Regions from separate parts of the Mus musculus genome. Here region 2 is linked to region 1. The links are chromatin loops, found by intact Hi-C in ENCODE. Cell type or tissue: heart. All regions are shown on one strand. Each heading gives the region's core, and the rest is flanking DNA. Links, peaks and the distances in the headings are about the cores only.

Region 1 (11,476 bases), core at 1,457-9,456:
ATGCACAGATTCCCCAAATCTTTTCAGCAATCCATGGTCCTCCCGGGATCTAGATTGGGAATCACTGTGAGAGAGAAAGACTCAGAGTGAAGAAATCTATGTCTCCACCAACTCATTCATGGAGAGAAAATGACATTCCCACAGCTGACTGATTTTACACACACCACCCCTTGTTTTATTCCCACCAACAAGATCAACACGTTGATAGACACAATCCTGATTATTTCCCAGTTCACACAGTCTTGATTGTTGGTTTATAACACAATAAAATCTCCTTCGGGCACAAGAACCTATCTTCTGTGTGTATATCTTCCATTACAAATCGCAAGTACAGATATTGTGGGGGATAACATAATCAAAATAACATTTGGAACAAAGATACATGAGTATGATCAATGGGACGGGAAAGCAATTGCTTAAGAAACATTGGAAAATAATTCTTTGGATACAGACAGCCTTGTGGTTTTAGGACAGTTGAAGGATGATAAGAAAAAGGCCTTACCCTGAAGAACTATTGACCCTGACCTAAATGTGCTCATGGACATCCATACTCCCAGTCCACACCCCCTCCCTCCACCTTCCTGTCTGATTTCCACTCATCCATTCTTAGCTCCTGTTTGTCTGAGGCCACATGCAACTGGATTTGTCAAGTCCCCTCTTAGCAACTTGTTGTCACAGTCCATTACCAAATTGCATATAGTTATATATTCCACTAATTAGGCTTCTAAAATATCATTAACATGTCTCTTGATCATTAGCATAACGTATGAGGCGTCCTCGTTAGGCACGACTCGAGTTTGTTAACGTGGTAATGAGAGGCACAAGGCAGGCTCCGCAGAGAGGCATGGAGAAGTGGGGAACACAGAGGCACCAAGGATCCACTCGACAAAGGTACAGAGGGTGACTGTGACAAAGGCAAAGATAGAAATAAAAAAAAAAAAAACAAACGAAATGTGAAGAGCACACACAGTCCATGCCAAAGGGACATGAGCAAGCCAATGAAGCTGGCTGGCATCTACATAGGTGCTTAGCATATGGTGGCCCTTAAGGCGTATTCCTACCTTTAAGGCACCTGAAACCTAGCCCAAGGTTCTCATCTAGCCTAAATAGAAATCCTTAAAGTTTCCTGGACAAGAAGAAAATAATATAGAGAAATCTTCCCAGAGACTAAAGTCATAGATGAACATAGGTTCTTTTCTGGTACATCTCCTCTTCATTCCCAGGTACAGGGGACAACAGGCAATCACTGCTGCATGAGATTAGAACTACTCAGGGTAACTTTCTTCTAACCCTCAGGAGGGCCTTTATTAACACTGTCTCTGAGACCTCTCCCCTACTTCCTCGTGTGTGTGTGTGTGTGTGTGTGTGTGTGTGTGTGTGTGTGTATGTGTGTGTGTGTGTATGTGTGTGTGCACGCACACATACCTGTATCACTGATGATGGTGACATATGTATTAAGACAGCTTTTTTTTTTTTAATTTGGTTTTTCGAGACAGGGTTTCTCTGTGTAGCCTTGGCTGTCCTGGAACTCACTCTGTAGACCAGGCTGGCCTTGAACTCAGTAATCCGCCTGCCTCTGCCTCCCAAGTACTGGGATTAAAGGTGTGCGCCACCACAAAGAGCTTACCTGAAGAGAGATCATGGCTGTATATGTGCAGGGAAGAGAGGATGGAGGCCATTAAAGAAATAGAATAAGCTGGCAACTGGTATATACCATGTCAGATGCCAGTGAGCATCCACCAGGCATGTGGACTGAAGGGTGCGGTTTCAAATTGCCACCTAAGACTACATTTCCCAATTCACAGAAAGGTTTCTAACTGTGCTTGATAGGATTCCCAGGGCAAGAAGAAAAGAAAGTGTTTGGTTTGGCCAACGGGTGGGGAATTTGAAGAAGTCAGGAGAGATGACTTTATTGCACAAGCACACTGTTGTCTTTATTTCACCCTCAACAAGGAAGTGCTAAGTCCTACTGTATAGAGTCACAGTTATAGGTTGAGGGCATACAAGAGCAGCTCCAGAAACAAGCAAGAAGATGCTACTCCTAGTCTGCATAGGTTGAGGGCATACAAGAGCAGCTCCAGAAACAAGCAAGAAGATGCTACTCCTAGTCTGCCTATGTGAGAGGATCAACTGAGAACTCGAGAGTTTACAATCTGACCGGTTTTGCTCAGCACAGCTATTCTAGGCTAATCTCTGAGACTTGGAATCTCAGACAGATAGTTGGAAGCACCCAGTGGACTCACAGAGCAGCACAGGAAGAAAAGTGTGCGGCTCTCCTGGAATGACTTCAGCAAAAATCCCACTGGACACAGGTGTCTAGCACTTCCTCATATGTTGTCTCCTCCTGTTGGGGGGTCCTTTCCAGGCTGGCCTTGCCTCCCAGGTCCATAGTGGAAGAAAAAAATCTGTGCACCCTCAAGTATCAAGGCCAGAAACATCACAGAAGACTGACTTAGTAAACTTAGGTGGCCCCTAAATGGAAGTTTTCCAGAGTATGCAGCTCACTTAATATCTGAATGAATGGTCCCAATGGCCAATGGTAAGAATCCAGTCTATGACTTGACAATGTAAGGATATGCCACCAGGGCTCATTTTCAGCGAGGATGAATCTAAGCAATTGTTTCTCTGGATCAGAGTGGGTGGGAGAAACTGATCTCTCACTATTAGGGCACATGGAGGACAATGACAGAAAGTGTCACCTTAAGAGCCTTTCCTATTAGCAGAATCAGGAGACGCCCTCTGTGAACCGCAAGTACAATTCTTATATTTCAGCACCACAGAACCTTTTCTGGTCAGCTATGGCTCTCCACCTATGTGTCAAAGGAGTAAAGAAAACTCCCAAGGCCTGAGGTGAAGTCTGAATGGATTCATCGTGGCAGGAAACAGAATGGCCACCAAAAATATGGCTTTTTTTCACTATTATTTCCATTCAGATGGTCTGAAGGATGGGGTAGCTCAGCCCCTACTGCAGAACCTGCAAGAAGCTATACCCACAGCCCAGTCCCAAGGAACACCCCTGAGTGATCCCTTACAAAGCTTTCTCACCCCTGTTAGACAGACGAAGTTCCTCGTAGATAGATTCTCAGAAGCTAGCTCTTTTCCCACTGGAGAAAAGAAAGAAGAAGCAAAATACAAGGAGAAGGTATATTTAAAAAAAAATTAAAAACCGGGAAAAAAATTGAACCTCAAAACCTTCAGTTGGTAATGACAAAAGTAATCATACATTCATTATCTCACTCTGTACCCAGGCTCCGGGGATGCACTTAGAGGCAATTCTTTAACTCAAGCTGGTAGGCAAGGCAATGGGACAGGAGGAAGAGATGAATATAAATCCACAGTGATGCCTGGATACAAAGTCACACAGACAAAAGGCTAATTAGTTAGTAGGGTTACTTGTAAATTGATGGAATGCCCTAGTGTTTGAAAGCATGCAAAACTCAGAACTCAGGAGAACGACCCTGACAAAGAATAGCCTCAAAGCAGCACCTCTGGGACACCCTCTTCAAATAAACACAGTGGGTCTGCGCAGTGTGGCTTTTTACACTGGGTGTTTTAGAAAGAGTTCAATGCAGCTGTTTGCCTAAGGCAACAATGCGTTTTCTTATTCCACAAGCTCTGACTTTAGAAATGAAACAAAAAGTAAACTTTAACAGTGTCCCTGTAACGATGGCCACAAATTCAACATCTGTAAACAGATAGTGATATTCTATTTAAGTTGGGTTTTTTGTAAGGCTGGTTCTCATCTTGCTGAGAAGGAGAAGTGGCCCTACATCTCTGAGTCATGGTAGTGGTTCAACCTGCCCAGCTTTACTTGTTTGGAGCCTACTGCTCTCTCCCCGCTGTCCACCCTCATCCTGCCCTGCTCTGAACCCAGCACACGGAAGGATGATGGAGATGATCCAGAATGCAATTACTGATGGAGAAGATGATCTTAGTCTACCTCATGGATTGGGAGCGGCAGCTAAACAGGACAATTTTGAAGTGACCTGCAGGCTGGTGGGAAAATAGCTCAGTGGGTCAAAGTACTTGCTATGTCAACCTGACCATCTGTATTTGATTCCTGGATCCCACTATGGAAGGAGAGAATTGATTTCTAAAGGCTATCTACGAATCTCCACATATGCCATATGTCCTGTGGCATGTACACACCTGCACACGCACACACACACACACACACGTATGTTTTATAAAATGACCTGGCTACATGTGGTGATTGTTGCCTATAATCCCAGCACTCAGATAATACAGGAGATGATGGATATTTCTTTCTGAGTTCAAGGCCAGCCTAGTCTACATAATGAGTTCCAGGCCAGTCAAGGGTATACAGTGAGAACCTGACTCAAGAAAGAAGGGGAGAGGCTTGTCACTTATAAATGGATGCATGGGGGGAAGCTTAAAACCAATGTCTGTGGAGTAGGAGGGAAAGATTCGAACACAGAACAAGCCAAACAGCCCCAGTGCTACAGAGCTCTCACAGAGGCATCCCAGGTCCCAACAATATGACTTTTCCAATTGAGAAAACTCCCTTGCCCTACTTTGGGATCCCAGGTAAGAATGTTTGGTTTTGTTTTAACACAGAACAGCTATCATATCCATAGAACAGCTTCCAGTAGTCCTTTTGCTTATAGGAATGACATGGGCCAAGAATGGGCACCTAAGTGCCTCTCCAGAGGGAGGGCATGGCTTACATGAGAATAGGAAGGGATGTGTCATACACAGGAAGTGACCTGTTCTTTCCACAAAAGGGAGAGCCGAGAATTCATACCAAGGATGAACACTGAATACAGTCCATGTGTCAGGAGCCTCACAAACTGCCACCGCCTTGTCGCCTGGAACACTGTCCTCTGATTCTCCACACTCACTCCCCCAAGAGCCGAATAACCAGTAAGCTGCTGCCCAAAAGATATTGTAAATAGCTCTGAGAGAGTACAGTTCAGGCAGCTTCCAATTAGCTCTCACTTAACAGTCGTTTTCTCCCTGCCAAGTTTGTGCAGTGAGAGCCCCAAGCCCCCGCCTGCTGTTTGGCTCTGGGTTTGGGAACACGGGAGTCATGATGGTGATTGGGCCGCTAGAAGTCAACACGTGTGCATATGTACGAAGCCAGGGAGAGAGTTAAAACGTGCTTTGGGGGGAGGTCAGTACCAAGCACAGTCTGGCGGTAAGACCAAAAGCTATGCAGAGTGCCAGGGATCCACCTCTTTCTCTAGCTCTGGCCTACCCCTAACTTAGCCAGCTTCCATTTAATTATGCCTGGTCATTTTACCCTTTACCTACCCTCCATCCTGCTCGGTACCTCTCCATCTGAATCTCAGTGGAGATATCTAGGAGCTAAAGACAAACCAATGGCCAATTAAAAGGTAAGTGCCTTGTGTTAAAAGCCAGGCCATTCAATATTCATAACTAGGTAGCTTTCGATATGGATGAAGGACAATACAATCTATAGTCAAGGCTAATCGGGGCACCTCGTTTTGTAACATAACCAAACACCTATTCAGCTGACGGGTGGGAACCACCTGCTCTCTCCTCAGCAGACTTCGGCACTTTATAAATATTAGAGATGTAAAAGACCAAAGAGTTGTTAATGTGTTTATTTCCTTATAATGAATTCTTCAGGCAACGGAGAGGATCACCGAAGCAGAGCTTAGTTAAAAACCCCAGCTGAATTTGGCAGCCCTACTGTTCTTTGGAGCAGCATCTAAGTAGTACTGCAGGAGAGAGCGTAAAGATTGTTCACTTGGGTATAATTTTTTTGAGAAAAGAGAAAGTGAAGATTTATCTCCCACTCTTACATTTCTTTTTCCAAATTATAAGATCATCAGATTCGGCACTAGACCTATAGAACGAAAGAGAAACGAGAGAGGGAAAAAATGCGCAGTAAGGCGGTAAGGCCGGACACAGTTCTTTTCAAGGTTGAAGCACATGAACCTACTCAGCCCGTAGGGTTTCTCCTGCCAGCAACGGGATTACTGTCTCTAGAACAGTCAACTTTACAGTCTGTTCTTAGAACCCATAAGTAGTGCTTTTAAATGTTGGTTAATAATGTGCTCGACTCTATTTATGGGGGAGGGGTGTTTAATCTTTCTCAAAGAGTTAAGACAAGGTCACTTTATAAATGGACAGCAACGACAGGAAGTGATTACAGCTCACCTAGCACAGGGCTTCCAGAGAACAATCAAATCAAGATTCCTGCTCCCAGAAAGGGCTCTGTCCACTGGGAGGCAGCAAAGGCTGCCAGAAAGAGAAATGGGCCCGAGCTTGGAGACCTGGGTTCTAGTCCCTGCAAGTATCTTTATCTTAGAATCTTGGCAAGTGTACTGTGGCCAGCCATAGGATTCTGCCTAAAACTTAGGGCAGACAAAAAAAGAAAAAATTAAACAAGAGATGACGAAGCACGTAGGTGGTAAAGATAGAAGCTGTAGGAAGAAGATACACACACATAACAGAAATTTGAACTTTATAACTTTCCCCCAGTGTGAAAGACACCTCTACCACAGATAGTCAATGAGACTAGAACAAAGCAAATACAGTTGCGCATCCACATTTGCAGATTTGGGACTGAATTATCCAGTGTAGAATGAAAATCATGGCTGCCAAATATAGTTTGGGGCTTTTGCTGTTGTTGTTTGTTTGCTTGTCATTGCTTTCTAAATAGCTATTAATATGCAGAACATCACCATTGGGTTTTTTTGCATAATAAAATTCAGATTGAGATTATTTAAAATATATGAGTGATCATATGGTGATATGCAAATACTTATGCCATTATGTAAAAAAGAATTTGGGCATCCTTGGATTGGGTATCGTGGAAAAGTCTGGAGCTCTTGGAATCAGTACTGAGGTATAATGGCACACTAAATACAGTATGCTCCATTCCTGTCCTGTCCTGTCCTGTCCTGTCCTGTCCTGTCCTTTCCTTGGCTTTTAGAAATAGGATCTCTCTGCAAATCCCTGGCTGTTCTGGAACTCACTCTGTAGACCTGGATGGCCTTGAACTCACAGAGCTCTCTGCCTCCTGAGCTCTCGGATTAAAGGGATGCATCATGATCACCGGTTTTTAAAGTATGTTTCTAAGGGTTGTAGTGAAGGAAGATGGTCCTCGGGTCAAATTAATTCTGAAAAACGCTACTACACTATACACACCCTTCTAGCAGATATACAACAGACATTATATTAACACTCAGAAAAGGCTTGTGGTAAAGAAAAGTCGAACTTACAAACTCACTTGACAATGCTCTCTCCTTTCACACAAACAAATAAACACACACACACAAACACACACACACCAAGTAGATGGCATTTAAAGTTATTTATTTGAATGGCAATAATGACTAGTTTTGATTTGGAAAGTTAATGTCATTGAACCGCTGGTCAAGGTCTTGGGGGGCTATAGCATTTTAGCTACAATACCCTCCTTATTCTCTCTGATTAGCAGCAGCACGTGTTTGAGAGGCAGCTGGCTAAGGTGAAAGGTTAATTTCGTGGCCTTGAATCTCAGTCCAGTGAACAGACGCCAATGGGGGCTGGACCTCATCACCTCGTTCTCATTAGCTCTACCCAAGTGAGCTTAGGAGCCGAAGAAAAGAGCCTTAGTCACCATCACAAAGGGAACTGGAACTATATCATCACCAACACAGAACCAGTGGGCTCTACCTCATATGTTGAAGAAGTCACAAAAAAAAATTAATGAAGGTAAACTATTTTATCCTATCAGGAAAGCTGGACTCTTGGGAGGTTTTATAATCAAGGCCTTGGGATCCGGCCTCCAAGAGATCAAGTTCCAAGTTCATCTTTTAACAGCTATACAGTCTCGAATTTAACAGATTACCTACTTGAATCTCAGTCTCAAAACTCTATCAATAACAATAAAGATACCCCATTCCTCAAAGGTTTTGATGAGGATGCAAGGAAACGATGTTTGCCAATGAACTTAGCACTGTGCCTATCCCAGGATAAGAACCAATAACACTCATAATTACCCATTTATTGACCTGTTTACTTATTCATGTATGTAGTTAGTTACTTATTTGGGGGGAGGGCTGGGACCTGGATTTCAGGGCCTTCCGCATGCTTCCCAAAGATTTCTCCCACTGACCTCCACTCTTAGTCTTCTTTCAATTTGGTATTTTGAGACAAGATCTTAACTGAGCTGCTTAGACTAGCCTTTGCTCTGTAACTCAGGTAGTCCTTGAATTCAACAATCCCCCTGCCTCCGCTTCCCAAGTAGCAAGGATTATCAGTCTGTGTACCAGGACTGACTATATTGCTATATTTAAAGGAACCGAATCATGTCAAGAATAAAGTAGGTAGCATTAGCAAAATCATCATCATCATCATCTTCTTCTTCTTCTTCTTCTTCTTCTTCTTCTTCTTCTTCTTCTCTCTCTCTCTCTCTCTCTCTCTCTCTCTCTCTCTCTCTCTCTCTCTCTCTTATTATTTTTATTTTGTAATTCATGAAAAAAACATGTGCTTCTTAAACCTTTACTGAAAAATCTCAGTGTGAGGCTGAGACGACTTTGGTCAGGTTTCCATCCTTTGCAGAGATTTCTAAATTGAGAACTTCGATGTCTGCAAAACATGATTCAGCTAACTAAACTTATTTTATTGGTACACTCCCAGGAATACCTTTCTCAGAGGAGATACACCCAACACGGCACTTAATCCTTGCAAGGTATTATTATGTAGCCTAATTTTTTCCTATCAAAACCAAAATAAAGATCGGAAGATGAGGTTCCCAACCACACATCAGAGGAGACAGATGAAGAGTGGAGAAGTCTTGGAGGCAGAGAAAAACCTCAGGAGGCACAGGAGATAATACATGAGGAGCCCAAGGACACTGACAGGAATGGTATGACTTCTGGCCTTGGCATTGCTGCTGCCCGACCTGTTCATACATGGTAGCAGCCCAAATTTGTAGGGCAGCCATTTAAAGGCTACTAGGAAACTCTCAGCAGCAGCTCTAAGGCCTGAATGGAAAGAGTCAAAAATTCTCTTTTTCATCCTTCCCCCCTGGGCTCTCATCTTTGGAGATTGCCATGGTGACCACCTAGAAGGCATCTTAGTAACCAATACCCATATCCTTTGCCTTTCCAGATGCCTGGCTCTTAAGCTCCAAGACTCTTTTAGGCATGTGGGGCCAAAGGTAGCCAAATTCCAAAGCCAACAGTGCTAGACATGCCCTCTCTCCCTCCCTCTCCTACTTCACCCCCTCCTCTGGTGACAGGCCACCTGTAATTGTCTCTTTGGTCTGACTTATTGGTGATGTGCATAATCCAATGCTGCTACTAACTGAGTCCTTGCCCAGAACACACACACACACACACACACACACTTTAGTGACTTTGGCCATGTCTAGTGACTGCTTCCCAGGGCCATCGCATCAATCCAATCAATGCTGGAACAGCTGGCTCTTAATAACACTGGATTAAACAAATCGATTACAGAAAGGTCAATTTGGTACCTAACATTTAGAATGTAGGGACCTGAGCATTTGGCATCTGTTGGGGACCAGTGCCATATAAGGTCAGGAATCTTACTCCGGAGTAGAATTCCTTACCTGAACAAAGGAAATATTGATCCTGAAAAAAAATAGTCATGGCTTTAATGTTCTTATATTTACTTGCATGAAGAAAACTGAATGAGGGGCAAAGATAGCACACACACTGTTTTAAAAATTCCTCGTGGTTGTGTGTGTATATAATACTGCATTCAACAAGACCAAGGTAAGAGGATCAAACTCCACGCATTTGTATTATAGTCAGAAAGGGGCCACCGGTTGGAAAGAACCGTGTCCACACATGTCCTTTGACCTCCTGAGAAGTGAAAACGGTTGAGACATCTCGGGAGATGCTCACAGTCCACCTGACATGTCATGCAAAGGAAGCCTGAGCCTCCAGTTGGCTCTGCCCCCTGGAAACCTGCTTGTCATTACCATGTGTGCTGTGAGAAGCCCAGCCGAATGCTGTAAAATGTGTGGAGCCCATGTTTTATGAGCTGCCTCCACAGTTCAGAGGGTGAAAACAGGCAGAGGGAAGCGGGATCGCAGACCCATCATCGGCCAGTTGGCAGACATCAAGATGCAGGCAGGAAGTCAGCCAATGCTACAAGTCACATGTCAACAGAAGTGAGGGAATGGGGTGGGGGCGGGGGTGAGCACAGGGGGAAGGAGTGAGAAAGAGAGATTGGGGGATGGACAGGACAACAGGACCACGTAGCAAGCAAAGGGAGGTATCTGTGGGCTGACCTGCTGCGGCCCGTGAACCCTGAGCACAGAAGGAATCACAGCCAGTTAGGGAAGAGCTGCCATCAGTGTCCTCATTTTAGACTCCTTGAGCCTCTGCCATAAAAGGAGGTGTGTCCTTGGTTAGGACATGTAATGCACTGTAAAATGAGAACGGTTGAACCACTGGTCCATAAAACAACAAAAGCAGCCCCACAGGGCTTTTACAAATTTACACACGCACACACACACACACACACACACACACACACACACACACACACAGACACACACAGAGAAGGGACGGGACCACACTTCTCAACAGGGAACACCTCAAGTCTAGGAATCAAATGCCCAGGTACTGCTAGGCATGGGCTGGACTGTGCTTGGCTTCAGATCGGTCATCCCACCAGACTGCCATCTCTTGAGTATATGGGAGTCTTCTAGTCAGATCCTACTTTATCAGCAAGACACCAAGGCCTGACAGATCCCCTAAAAATCACCTCTCTGGTTCCAAGTGCTTTAAGGGGTCTATCTTGTGGCAGGCTTAAATGGAGTGTGCTTTAGGGAAATCCTGCCTTTCACTCAAAATTGGTCAAGTCCTAAAGTGGGGTTTGAGTTCCGCATTTTCTTCCCTGCTTTCCCTAGAGATGGAGACGGGGAAGATATTTGCATTGTATCCACTAATTATGCATACTAGTTTATTTATTTAAACAAACAAACAAACAACAAGACCCATGCATAGCATGAGCTAGGTAACTAGCACTGTGCTGACAGCTGTGTCTCGTCCCTGCCCCCCCCGCCCCCGCCCCAGGGGAGAGTCAGAGCTCGCCTACACAGCGATCATAAAAACAGAGTGTGCACACCTTAGGACACAGACACACAGACCCTGCTCTGGGGATCCCAGGATGATCCTGGAGGGAGTTAAGCATAGCTTTACTGCAATCCTGACATTTGAGCAGGTGGCTGTGGAAGCTCACTAGGCTGCACCGAGCCACGGGAATGCACATGAAGCAAAGGACACTGTGCAAAGGCTAAGAGTCCACCAAGGGTGTGACCTGCTCCCAGAAGAAGGACAAGTTCAAAAGTGGTTGGGTTTTGGATTCAGTCCAGCCTGGTGTTTGAAATACATGTCTAAGAGATGGCCCTGATGGCGTGCCTACACATATGGTTATAAAACATTACACTTTGAAATGTGGAGCATAAGGCTTGAATGAGGGCCCCACCTACATCTTCTAGATGCTGAGAAACTAGCGCACA
Region 2 (11,476 bases), core at 1,396-9,395, 100 kb after region 1:
AGATGTATTAGTCTAGAAAATAAGACTGAAAGTGTCTTCTCTTAAAGGACCAGATGGGGGTGGGGCAGGGGTGGAGTCAGTAATTCCGGGGATGGCAATTACTTATTTGCACAACTCTTTTCTGAGGTCTCAGGCTCCTTCATGCAGACCATCATGGCTACCTGAATTAACCCTGTGTTAGCATTCCGTAACTTTTTTCTAAAGGGCTTGTCTCTGGAGCACCCAGACTGCTGGATGGTATCATAAATGGCTAGACAGTTGAATCATGGTGGGAATGCTTATCTACCATGAAGGTTGATCGTACATGAGTGACGTTCTTGTCCATTGCTGAAAATCAAATATCCAGTGCTGGAGAGATGACATATTCAGCAATGTGTATGCTGTCTAAGCACGAGGGTCTGAGGTTGATCTCTGGTTCCCTCAGGAATAAGGTCTAAGTTCAGGAGGATGCGCTTGTAGTCCCAGGGGGAGGTAAGGACAGGAGATATGCCCATGACTTGCTGGACAATAGCCTAGACAAGCACTGAGATCCAGGCTCAGTGAGAGGCCCTCCTTCCAACACTAGGATGAACATGATTGAGGTAGAGTATGCACCACCTTCTGTCCTTCATGTGCACATAAGTGCATGTGTGCTCATGAGCACACACATGAACATGTACACACAGGAGCATGTACACACACATAGGCAAAAGCAAATGCCCACTTTTTAATCTTTAAATGATGCCAGACTGTGTGGGGACTGGGATGACATTAGAATAGAGGACTGCTTCCATAAGCATGCCCGCGTTCTAACTGCCAGAACCTTTGACTATGTCACCTTCCAAATGACTTTTAGGACTTGGCTAAATTGAAAGTCCTTGATGGGGAGACAAGTTCTGGATTATTCTGCTTACTCCCGCCTAACCATATGAATCTTAAAAAATGTAAATTAAGGTAAAAGAGTGGTTTGGAGTGATATGACATACTGGCTTTGAAGATGGAGAAAGCTGCTATAAGCCAAGAAGTTTAAGTAGTCTCCTAAGGCTGGGGTACCAGACCCAAGTGGTGAGGAACTGAATTCTTCTAAGAATCTGGAAGAGTAGCGAGCAAAAGCTGTTGATGCTATATTTTCATCTGGTGTGCCTCATCCTACACTTCTGGATCCAAACACCATAGATATGCCTGTCTTGACACCATTGTCTGTGATAACTGTTAAGGGTGGCAATAGAGGATTAACACAGCATCTCCAACCAGCACTCGCCATCACATGTCCAGGTTCTTTGCACTTAGGCCTCGCCCAGGAATCAGGATGGACGCAGAATGCAAAGGAAACCTTCCTTCCTTGCTTGGGAAAGAGCCAACCCGCCCGCCCGCCCGCCCGCCCGTGGGTCCTTTGCCTTGCCAGCTGCTCCAGAGCTCTTCCGGTTCCCATGCGGCTTAATGGAGAATGCAAGACGCAGAACCCAATTTTTTAATTTGTATTATTTAGTTTGGATCAGCAAATGTCTCCCGAGCTGTGTCCTGTGCAAAGTGAAATCACCTATACGCTGTGTCTTTAAAAGCCGGGGAAGTGCGCTGAGCAGCAGCTGCAGTCAATACCAATTTCCACATCTGGATCGATACCATCGGAGGGCTCAGGAGCTGCGAAGATTGTTTCACACACATTCTCCAGAGAGGGAGGGCTGGGGGAGAGGAAGGGAATTGGTTTTAATGATTTCATGGCTCTGAGTATTCCCTCTCTCCCTCTTTTCTTTAAAAGAAATAAATACATAAAATTAGAAACCAAATTTACGGACCTGTCAGTCTGCATCAAATCCAGTGTCTTTCCCTGACCTGTCACCGAAAGTGGCATCCAATCTAGCAAATGGCTTGATGCCGTGTGGGGGGCTCCGCAGCACTGTCTGTAATAACGCAGCAGTAAACATGCTTGCAGCGGGCCTCCCCTCAAGGACTTTACAGGCACTTCCTCAATCTGCAAAGACCAAACCAAGGTCCAGCAAAGGGTTCCCATCCACCCACAGAGAACAGCTGACTGGAGCGACTTCCGTGCAATGCCTACATGTATGTGTCTGACCGGCGAGGGTCTGAAATTCATAGGTCCTTTCTGTGTACCCCGGATTGGCCCCTCTGAATGCTGGAGTCTCCTGTAGCACTGGGCCGGGGAACTGTTTTTTTCACCAGGCCTGGTTGCCAAGATAATGCAACTGAGATGGAATAGCCGAGCAAGGGCGAGGATCATATGTCATTAGCCTTCCTGGAAGCTTTCCCAGTAGGTCAGGGGCTCCGGCTTTTTTTTTTTTTTTTCCCTGTGAGTGGGCACCGCTTTGGGTCCTCAGTGTCATGTGAGGCCTCACGACAACATGCTCTCCAGCCACAGAGCCCATTAGCTCACCTCCAAAGAAGGCTGACCCTCACTCTGCATACACAAACTCACCCTCAGAACGAGCCAACAAAAGAATAAATATGTCCCCTCTTGGCCCTGGTACATCGGGGCAGCTTAATCCTCGCCATGGTAAATGGCACAATTGTAACTGTGACCAGCTCGATCTTTTAAGGCAGATCAAATGACTTTCAGGGATGGCTCTGCACAACCCCCACCTGCAGGGCCCAGAGGTTTCATGAAAGGCTGATTTTCCATACAGCAGTTACAAAAATTTTCTTCCTGGACAGCGACTGTTATACCATTCTTTCCTTTATGGTTTTTACAAAGCATAGCCTTCTGGAAGTCACCACAGACTCCATTTATAGCTCTGTTTCATCTCCCCAATTTCTCTGTAGTTGGGGCCTGGAGAGAGTCTCATGGGTTGGGAAGGCAGTTGCTGAAGTGGCTGAGGAAACCGGGAAGGGGAGACTGAATAGGTTATCTAGCCCCTTGAGTACCAAGAGCGGGACAGGACCAGAGCAGCAATCTTAGCCTCCTTTTCAGGCTGATGTAGCACATTTCCATAAATAGAATCAGAATCACACAGTCCTTAGCCCCTTGCTGCTTGATTAAAAATAGGCTGCTGTCTACGTGGACTTGAGCCATGCATGCCTGGGCTCTGTGTCCTTCTGTAGGGCTCCCAGGCCTTTGCTTTGCTGGCTACTCTCATGAAGGACAGGTTTCAGGCACCTGCTTGGCAGGGAGAGGCCTGAAAGACAACATGTCTCTGAAGATATTATGGCTTCTCTTTAAGAGTCAGGAAATCCCCCAATAAATTAATCTTCTTGAAATGAGATTTCAAAAGATCACAAAATGCCAGCCTTCAGTCGAAAAACAGGGTTTTTGTCGTGGTTGTGTTTTCAGACTGTCCATGCTGTGTTTAATTCTTCCTGATGTGTGTTTCCTGCTCATCCAATACATCCCAAATCAACTAACTGCAATGAGTTTGATTATGAAAGTGTAAAGCCAGATAGAAAAATCTCCTCAAATCTTCCAATAAGTACCCAACAAAGTAAGATTTTTCTGTTTAACATCCAAATGAATGGTTTTATAAATGTTGTTATTGTTATCAGGGCTAGAGAGAGAGAGAGAGAGAGAGAGAGAGAGAGAGAGAGAGAGAGAGAGAGAGTTGGTAAAGTACCTGTTGTGTAATCTTGAAGACCTGAGCAGCCATATAAAAAATCAGCATGGTGGCATGTAATGTCGGTGTGGGGGAGGCAGAGGCAGATAGTACTCCAAAGTCAGCCAACCTAGCTGGTGAGCTCCAGGTCCTTTGGGAGATCCTGTGTGAAAACAACAATAACAATGAACAATATAAAACAAGCTAAACAAACAAACAAACAAACAAACAAGGAGCCAGGCCGTGGTAGCACACATCTTCAAGTCCAGCATGAGGGAAGCAGTGGTAGGCAAATCTCTGTAAATGCAAGGCCAATCTAGTCTACACAGAGAGAGTTCCAGGACAGCCATGGCTACATGAAAAACTTTGTCTTAAATAATAATAACAACAAAAACAACAACAACAACAAAAATGGAAGATTAAGAAAGATCTGATACAGACCTCTGGAAGAATTCTACATGCTTGCACAAACATCCACATGCAACTGTATATAAACATATGCAAACCACATACCCGCCTTATATATCCTCCCACTATATATACACATATGCAAACACCATACCCAGAGAAAAATAGTTGGAATAGTTGGGTAAATAAATTTTTGTTTGTTTTTGTTTTGTGGTTGCTTTTTGAGATAGGATTTCTCTGTATATCCTTGGCTGTCCTGGAACTTGCTCTGTAGCTGAGGCTGGCCTCGAACTCCCACAGATCCTCCTGTCTCTGCTTCCTGAGTGTTGGGATTAATCGCTTGCACCACCATTGCCTGACTATATACATATTTTTAATGGCTGTTTTTTTTTTTTGACTCCACGCAGCTCTAAGGGGAAGTGCTTACTGTAGAATGTTCCCCAGAATTCAGCAAGAGAGAGTCAAGTTTGTCCTCAGAGAAGAGCAGCTGAGTACGTCTTTGCCCATGGCTCACCGAACATGTTTTAGTTCCAAGGCTCTATGTTTCCTGGTCAACTGCTCTCTTCCTGGCTGAAGAAGTGAGCGCCATTCTATATTATGCTGTGGAAGCCCTCAAAGACCATGCTTTCTAGGAAAGGGGGACAGGAAGTTGAAAATGTGCCTATTTGTTACTTCTCCAGCACAGTCACCAATACCTGACAGAAAGCTCAAGGAAATAGACATTTATTTTCATTCTGTTTCAGAGGATTTGGACCACAGTTGCTTGGTTCTATGTGCTTGTGCTAAATGTCCTGGAGGCAGGGGTGTGCAGTGGAGGACCGCTGGTCACTCATGGCTGACTGTGAAGTAGAGACCAGGCAGGAAACAGCCAGGCATAATCTACATCTCCAAGGGCCTGCCCCTTGTGAGATCAACTTCCTCAATCTAAGCCAAACTCCTGACACTTCAACAACCTCCCCAAATTGTGCCACCTACTGGGGACCAATCATTCAAAACACTAGACAGAAAGAACAGTTCGTTTTCACTCCATAGCCATGTCCAAAAAGAGATTATCCCCAATGTTTGTTTAAAGATTATTATAAGATGGTCCCCAAATTTCATGGTATTAGTAAGAAGTTTTTTTATGGGCGTGTGGCATGTGTCACCATCATATATCCCCAGGAAACACACAGAGTGCATTATTTTCTGTCTGTTCCACAACGAACTGACTATTTTAAATACAACTAATAGCAATCGCTGTATAGGTTCAAGCAGCCATTAAAATATAGCAAAACACCAAACTGGCTACTAGAAATCCCAAAAGACACAATCTGTGTGTGACACCTGGGTTTACAAGGTCCTATTCCTTCCGGTCTGATAACTATCCCCTCTTACTGTCCTGAAATTTCTGGAGAGAGAGGTAACTGGCCCTTAACATGTCATAAGAAAGGCTCAGTTGTCTAAGTTTTGTTGGATAGCTGAGCAGATGAGGCGTCCACTCAGATTGACGGGCAATCTGATCCTGTCCTCAGGAAAGGAAACAGAACTGACATAGATATAGATCACAGCCTTCTTGCTTTTTCCTGTGTGTGCTTTTTTGACCGGCTTTCTTTAGGGACTCACTGTGGTGCACAGGTTGGGATCATATAGTAGCATATTTGTTTTGCGTTTTGTTTCCACTCATTCTGTGAAATTTATTGAGCGCCTACTAAATGCACCGTGCCATGTGCATAGGCGTTTATTTAATTACATCTTGCTTCATTTGGCAGATTGATTCCATAACCACAGATTAGTTGGCTGGGATTCTGATTCTAATTTTTCCCACAATGTGCTGTGTGGCTGCAAGTTAGGCACCCTACCTCTGTAAGATACCTCGATTTCTTTCTCTGCTGTGTGGAAATAATGGTACGTGGCAGGTGCTTAGAGATGTGTGGAGATGATTCACGTTCAAGAAAGGTGAAGCTTGTGGAGTTCAATGATTTCATCCTCAAAACGCCACTCTGAGATCAGCGCAGGGCAAGGTTTGTTTTAATTTATATTGCAATAGTTATGGGCTCTTCTAGATTTTCTTGTGATTTCTTTCCTACAGTCTTCTAATTTAACAACTGTTTGCTTGATTCCCAGGATTCTGTGTCAAAGTGATTAACTTGGATTGATTGACCAAACTTGAGTTCTTCTCTGAGAGGTTTTCAGTGGCAGTAAATAAATAGATAAAAATTTATACGTATCCAAAAGGTTAAGAGTGATTTTTCGTTTTAGGGGACAACATTTAGGTCTGAGCTTGAATCTGAGTTCTTGAATCCAGTACTTGCTCTATTCTACAGGCATCGTTGTTTCCCCTGAACCTTGAGATAACAACACTCAAGGTCTGGTGGGAAGACTGACAGAATCACACTGTGATTTTCTAAAGTCTGGAATCCTAAGCTAGGATAGCATTTTTCTTCCCGGAGAGTCTCCACCTATCAGCTAAGGAGAAGGGATCAAAGAAACAGGACTACATCAGGTGTCTATGGCGATACAGATAAGACCACACTCTGTAAAACCAGAGCAGAGAGAATATGTAAGAGACGCTGCTGAGGAAGACAATTCTTATGATCGCTGGATGGAAAAGTCAGTCTTCCATGAAACCTCTGTGCCCTGCAGCTGAGGCACAGAGCCATCTCTGATCTGCCTTAAGGGTGGCATTGGTCACACTTAAAACTATTTACCAAGATGAGGAGCAAGCTTCTTCGTCATATCAGGGCTCAGAGGAGATGCGGTTACTCCATGTTTGGCTCATCTTGAGGGTCAGTTTGTCTGGGCTGCACAAGGGCCAGCCTTCTTCAGAGATGAGCGGTTTGGCAGGTGAGCAGGAAAGCTTACAGAAATGCAGAGGAGAAAGAAGAAAATTCTAGAAGATAAATCTGAGGGTTAGCTTTCCCAAAGGGACATGTCATAAGTGATGCTAAGGATTCTGCATTTGGAGTCCTGTCACTTGGACCTCACCGACAGTTTGGGATCAGGTGAGCAACGTGGAACAGAAAAGTGAAGGGAAGAGACGAGCGCAAAGCTGTGGTCATAGTGCATGTGAGGGACAGAGTGGCTTGGAGTCAATATTGAAGGTGGATAATGAGAAGTAGCTGGGTCTACAGTTTTGGATTGAGCTCTATCCCCTATTGGAGGAAAGATTGGAAGAAGTGTATGTACTTGGAGCAAGAAAGCAACCTGACTTCAAATCCAGGCCTATGGAGTTGCAGAAGCCATTGACATGAGCCAGTGGATACGTCAAATGTTGTCTTCATCCCTTGTCTTAGGGTTTCTATTGTTGTGATGAAAACACCATGACCAAAAAAGAAAACTGGGGAGGAAAGGGCTGATTCAGCTTACACTTGGAGGACGGCAGGACAGGAACTCAAACAGGGCTGGAATCTGGAGGCAGGAGCTGCTGTAGAGGTTATGGAGGGGCGCAGCTTACTGGCTTGCTCCTCTTGACTTGCTCAGCCTGCTTTCTTACAGAACCCAGAACCCCCAGCTTAGGCAGGGCACCGCCACAATAGGCTGGGTCCTCCCGCATGAATCGCTTTTAAGAAAATGCCCTACAGCTGGATCTCATGGAGGTACTTCTTCAACTAAGGTCCCCTTCTCTCTGATGACTCTAGCTTGTGTCAAGTTCACACACAAAGTGCGCCAGTACAATACTCTTCTAATTTCTGTGACCAAATACTGGAGAAATGTGAGGGAAGAAAGGTTTATTGTGGGTTAGAATTTGACAGTGCAGTTCATCACGGTGGGGTAGACATGGCGGCAGGTACCGGCTGTTAAGCTGATGATAGTGGTTGGGAAAGGCTGGGCTGTGGCAATCAGAATGGACACCCGTGAAGAGTCCAGGGGAAGCAAGCATCTTGTAGCCTTAAGCCTGGGTAAGTGACCTTCCCACTATCTGTTGTAGAAAATTTCAATCCCAACCCAGGATTTCTACCCCATTGTGATCAGCTCCCAGATAAAAGCCACACACCTTTTATTATTTACAATAAGCCTTAAACAGCACAAGAGCTGGGCAGATATCTACCCTCTATACTATTAGAATCTACTTTCCTATTGCTAACCCTGAGTTATAGCCTGCAGGTAGACCCAAGTGACACTGTAACCTTGCCTCAAGTTATATCTGACTGGTAGATAAAGATGCCGATAGCAGAGCAGAAGAGACATAGGTAGGGTTTAGGATTCTTAGGCTTGGGGTTGGAGGGGAACCACAAGGGAAAGAAGGTGAAGGAGGAAAGGAGGAGAGGAGGAGAGGAGAAACTGCCATGGGTAGGTGAGTCATGAAACCGTGGCCCTGAGGGCTGGCCAATTGGAGTTAAGAGCAGGCCAGACAAAATGTCGGTGGCAACAAGGTCTCACAGCGGTGGTAGTTGGAGGGAACTTGACTGTATTGTTTGAGAAAACCCTATTTGCTTCCTCCGAGGCAGGTGCCAAGCAAGACGGCGTTGATTGACCTTAGGACCCAGCCACCAGGCTACCTACTCATTTGCTTCTAGATCTTTAGCTAGATCCCACTCTCAATGAGCCACTGAGGTGAGACACAAATTGTGGATCACGAGGACATGTGCAACATTTTTTTTCAAGAGCTAGTTGATTTTCCTACTGTGTACAGCAGGAATCTGAGGATAAGCATTGGGAGAGATACTGAGGACACATGACCAGAGGGGGAGGAGCTAAGGTTGGATGAGGTCAAATTGATTCATGTCTACTGTGCAGAAATTCTACCTGTAACATTGTAGCTTGGTGATTAGAAAGGACCCTAAGGTTGTAGCCATCTAGCTGAAACATGGGTCTAAAAAACAGTGTGTGTACCCTGAGCTCTTTTTTTTTTCCTTTTTTTCTTTTTTCTTTTGTGAAAACTGTGACTGAAAGAAACTTTGTAACAACAGTTTCTGTGAAGTGAATTCAAGACTCTCAGGAGATAAGAGTCTCTGTCTTCAGAACCTAAAGCCACCAAAAGGCCCCACCTTTTCAGATCCTCATAACGGGGAATAGAATTCAACATGAGATTTTGGACTGGGCCTTAAATATTCATGCTGATAACACTCTTTCTGACCCCATGCTCAGATCTGAGACCCCCCATCCCTCTCCCAGGAAAATAGAGTGAAAGATGTGGCTTAGCTAATCTTTTTATCTTTAAAGTGGTGGGACTCCATAATAGTGAACTTCAGGGCCCTCTAGCTCCTTCCCTTTGAGCTTACTGACTATGTCCCTTGACAGTGTGACAACAGTCAAGGAGGAAATGAGTGGAACAGTCTGCCTCATGTCCCGGCCTTTCTTCCATACCTTTATAAACAAACAAACAAACAAACAAACAAAACCATTAAAAGCAACACACAAAACAATGTCATTTACAAAGCAAGTTGTCCTTAGGGAGATGCAATCTTGTTAGCAGTTTAGGCTTGCCTGCACAAACATCTGTTTTAATAGCACATCTGTATAGATGCAATACTTAGCAGGATGACCTAGGCTTTCTCTTAGAGACTTTAATGGATTTTTTTTCTTTCTGTTTCTTGTTTTAAAACCCCTTCCCTACACAATTAGTTAGTTGAAAGTGAAATCGCTCTGCTGAGGTCCTGAAAAGGCCGATCGATAGCTGCTGGACGATGCTATGTGCGGGATTCCAGGTAGCAGCCGCAGCTGATGAGGCGGTGGGTAAGTGATGTCACCGGTGTCTGAGCTCTGACGCCAGGAAGCACAGGATGCTGCCCAGAGGGCCAAGAGGAGTAAGGAGGGCGGCTCCTGGCTGAGACAGATATGGATATGGCTAGGTGTGGGGGAGGGTTGCGCAGCCACTCTGGAGCTGAGGAGAGTGTTAGAGTCTGGGGGAGAGAGTCTCACAAGCCTGCTGTCTGAAAACTGGAAAGAACACAGATGATATCGTAGGATCTCTGGAGAAATTCTGGTTGGCGACTGGGCTCATTCATTCATTCATTCATTCATCTGCTCAGTGAATGCTTATCGAACGCCTATTCTCTGTCACACGACTTATTATCCGCCAAGAAAATGGACAAGACATAGTCTTTGTCCTAAGGAGTCAAATAGCCAGTGAGTTGAAAGTAAAACTGAAGCTGGTAATTGTAAAACACCAGGATCACTTCAGTGATGGCAATGTGTGCATGTGCTACCTCAAATTCTATACTTTAATACTTATTACATTTTTATATTTATTGTGTAATACTCCCAAAAGAGAATTGGAGGCAACTCAGTTTAAATAAGTGACAATTCTCCCTCATGTTCTTGGCATATAAACAGTGCCCTGTAAGTGCTAAAGTTGAAATTAGATAGCTGTTTTCAAGTACTTGTTTTCACAGACACAATTTTGAAAGTTTTTGAGGGAAACCCTCAAAATAGACATTACTGAATAACCCAATGCCCGTTTTCACACGCGGAATAATATTAAGAAGGAAATAAAGTGAACCAGGTAGTTCACAGTATGATGTCCGTAGCTAGCAAGGACATGTGATCTATAGCCAGTCCAGAAGTCAATGTGTTTTAACACTGGTCAGTATTTTGACTCAGCGATCTGAATCCGATCTGAATTGCAGATAGAGCGTCAGCCACAAGCCAGGGTTTTTTGTGGTGATGCTTGCCTGGCACCTCTCAAATTAGGATGCTTAGTAGTCATAGGCAATATTTAATAGACATGATTTGCAGTATCCTAAGAGTGTGTGAGCACCACTATCCCTTGTCACCTTTAAGACACTGCTAGCTGTGTTTTACCTCTGGTAATTGGGTTAAATGGTCTTCCCCAAACCCTGTAGCTAGTCAGTAACTAAGCTAGGACAAGAGGAGGTCTTCAGGTGTTTCTCCCTGCTCAATCTGCACCAAATGTACAGATTCCCTATGGGGTTCTGGGCTTGATTATCTGACTACAAAGAGCCCTTTGATGACCCCAGTATGAATTGGAAGAACACATCTTAAAGCTTCCAATGAAAAACTGGCTCCTTCTTGTGATGCTGGGCGCCCTGTCATTGTCTGGGCAGAAAGTACTTACTATCATCAACATCATCTCTTGAACCAGGAGGCTTAAATGCACCCAGCTTTGCAACCTAAGCCCGGAATAATTACTTCCCATGTGTTCCATAAATACAAATAAGAAGTGCACACTACCACCCACAGTTATTGGGAGGATTTAATGACTTCATGCTTATAGCATGCTTAGATGAGGCTTTCCCCAGAACTTATGGAAAAGAGAGAGTCATTTCCTCAGGTACGTCCCCCCTCTTCTTTCCATAGCACCTTCAAAAGCCTTTTCTGAGACCACTGAGGGTCACATGTTTAAAAATGGGCAGGAGCCACAGGGATGGATGAATCTACATGCTGATCTGTTTTCCCCTCACCTCTGCCATGAACAGTGTGCCTTCCATGGACAAAACCAACAGGGGTTAAGTCTACCTCTGTGCCTTCACTCATACCCGTTCCCTTGGCTCAGACCGATCTCTCGTGCACCACTGGTGTAGCGAATGTTTTGGGGTGACTTCTACTAGCCAGTTTCCTTTACACAATGATCTTACTAATTTTTCTTTTTTGTAGTCTTACTGATA

Evidence for each region. Hi-C counts contacts between places; a loop is a spot of excess contacts. Peaks named below come from ENCODE experiments on the same cell type or tissue, not always from the same donor. Only the 100,000 strongest peaks of a DNase experiment are listed, where the experiment ranks them.
Region 2: it touches region 1 in a loop (2.9-fold over the local background); 3 of 42 quality-filtered maps call a loop at or near these places.

The regions. Positions count from the first base shown.
Region 1 is chr1:168,370,365-168,381,840 of GRCm38, forward strand. All of the region lies in intron 2 of Pbx1 (pre B cell leukemia homeobox 1), which reads right to left. Gm51671 (a long non-coding RNA gene) reads left to right here. Exons shown (of 2, transcript XR_003948152.1): 1 at 1-1,991; 2 at 2,055-11,476. Among named protein-coding and RNA genes, the nearest start is that of Gm51671, 30 kb to the left of the region's middle. In heart, for the core only: a CTCF peak has its summit at 6,210 (motif pointing right); a DNase peak (open chromatin) is centred at 5,027; H3K27ac peaks cover 550 bases.
Region 2 is chr1:168,474,171-168,485,646 of GRCm38, forward strand. It overlaps Gm39696 (a long non-coding RNA gene), which reads right to left. Exons shown (of 3, transcript XR_865718.1): 2 at 3,543-3,684; 3 at 1,464-1,661. Among named protein-coding and RNA genes, the nearest start is that of Mir6348, 11 kb to the right of the region's middle. In heart, for the core only: a CTCF peak has its summit at 4,911 (motif pointing left); a DNase peak (open chromatin) is centred at 3,011; H3K27ac peaks cover 2,899 bases.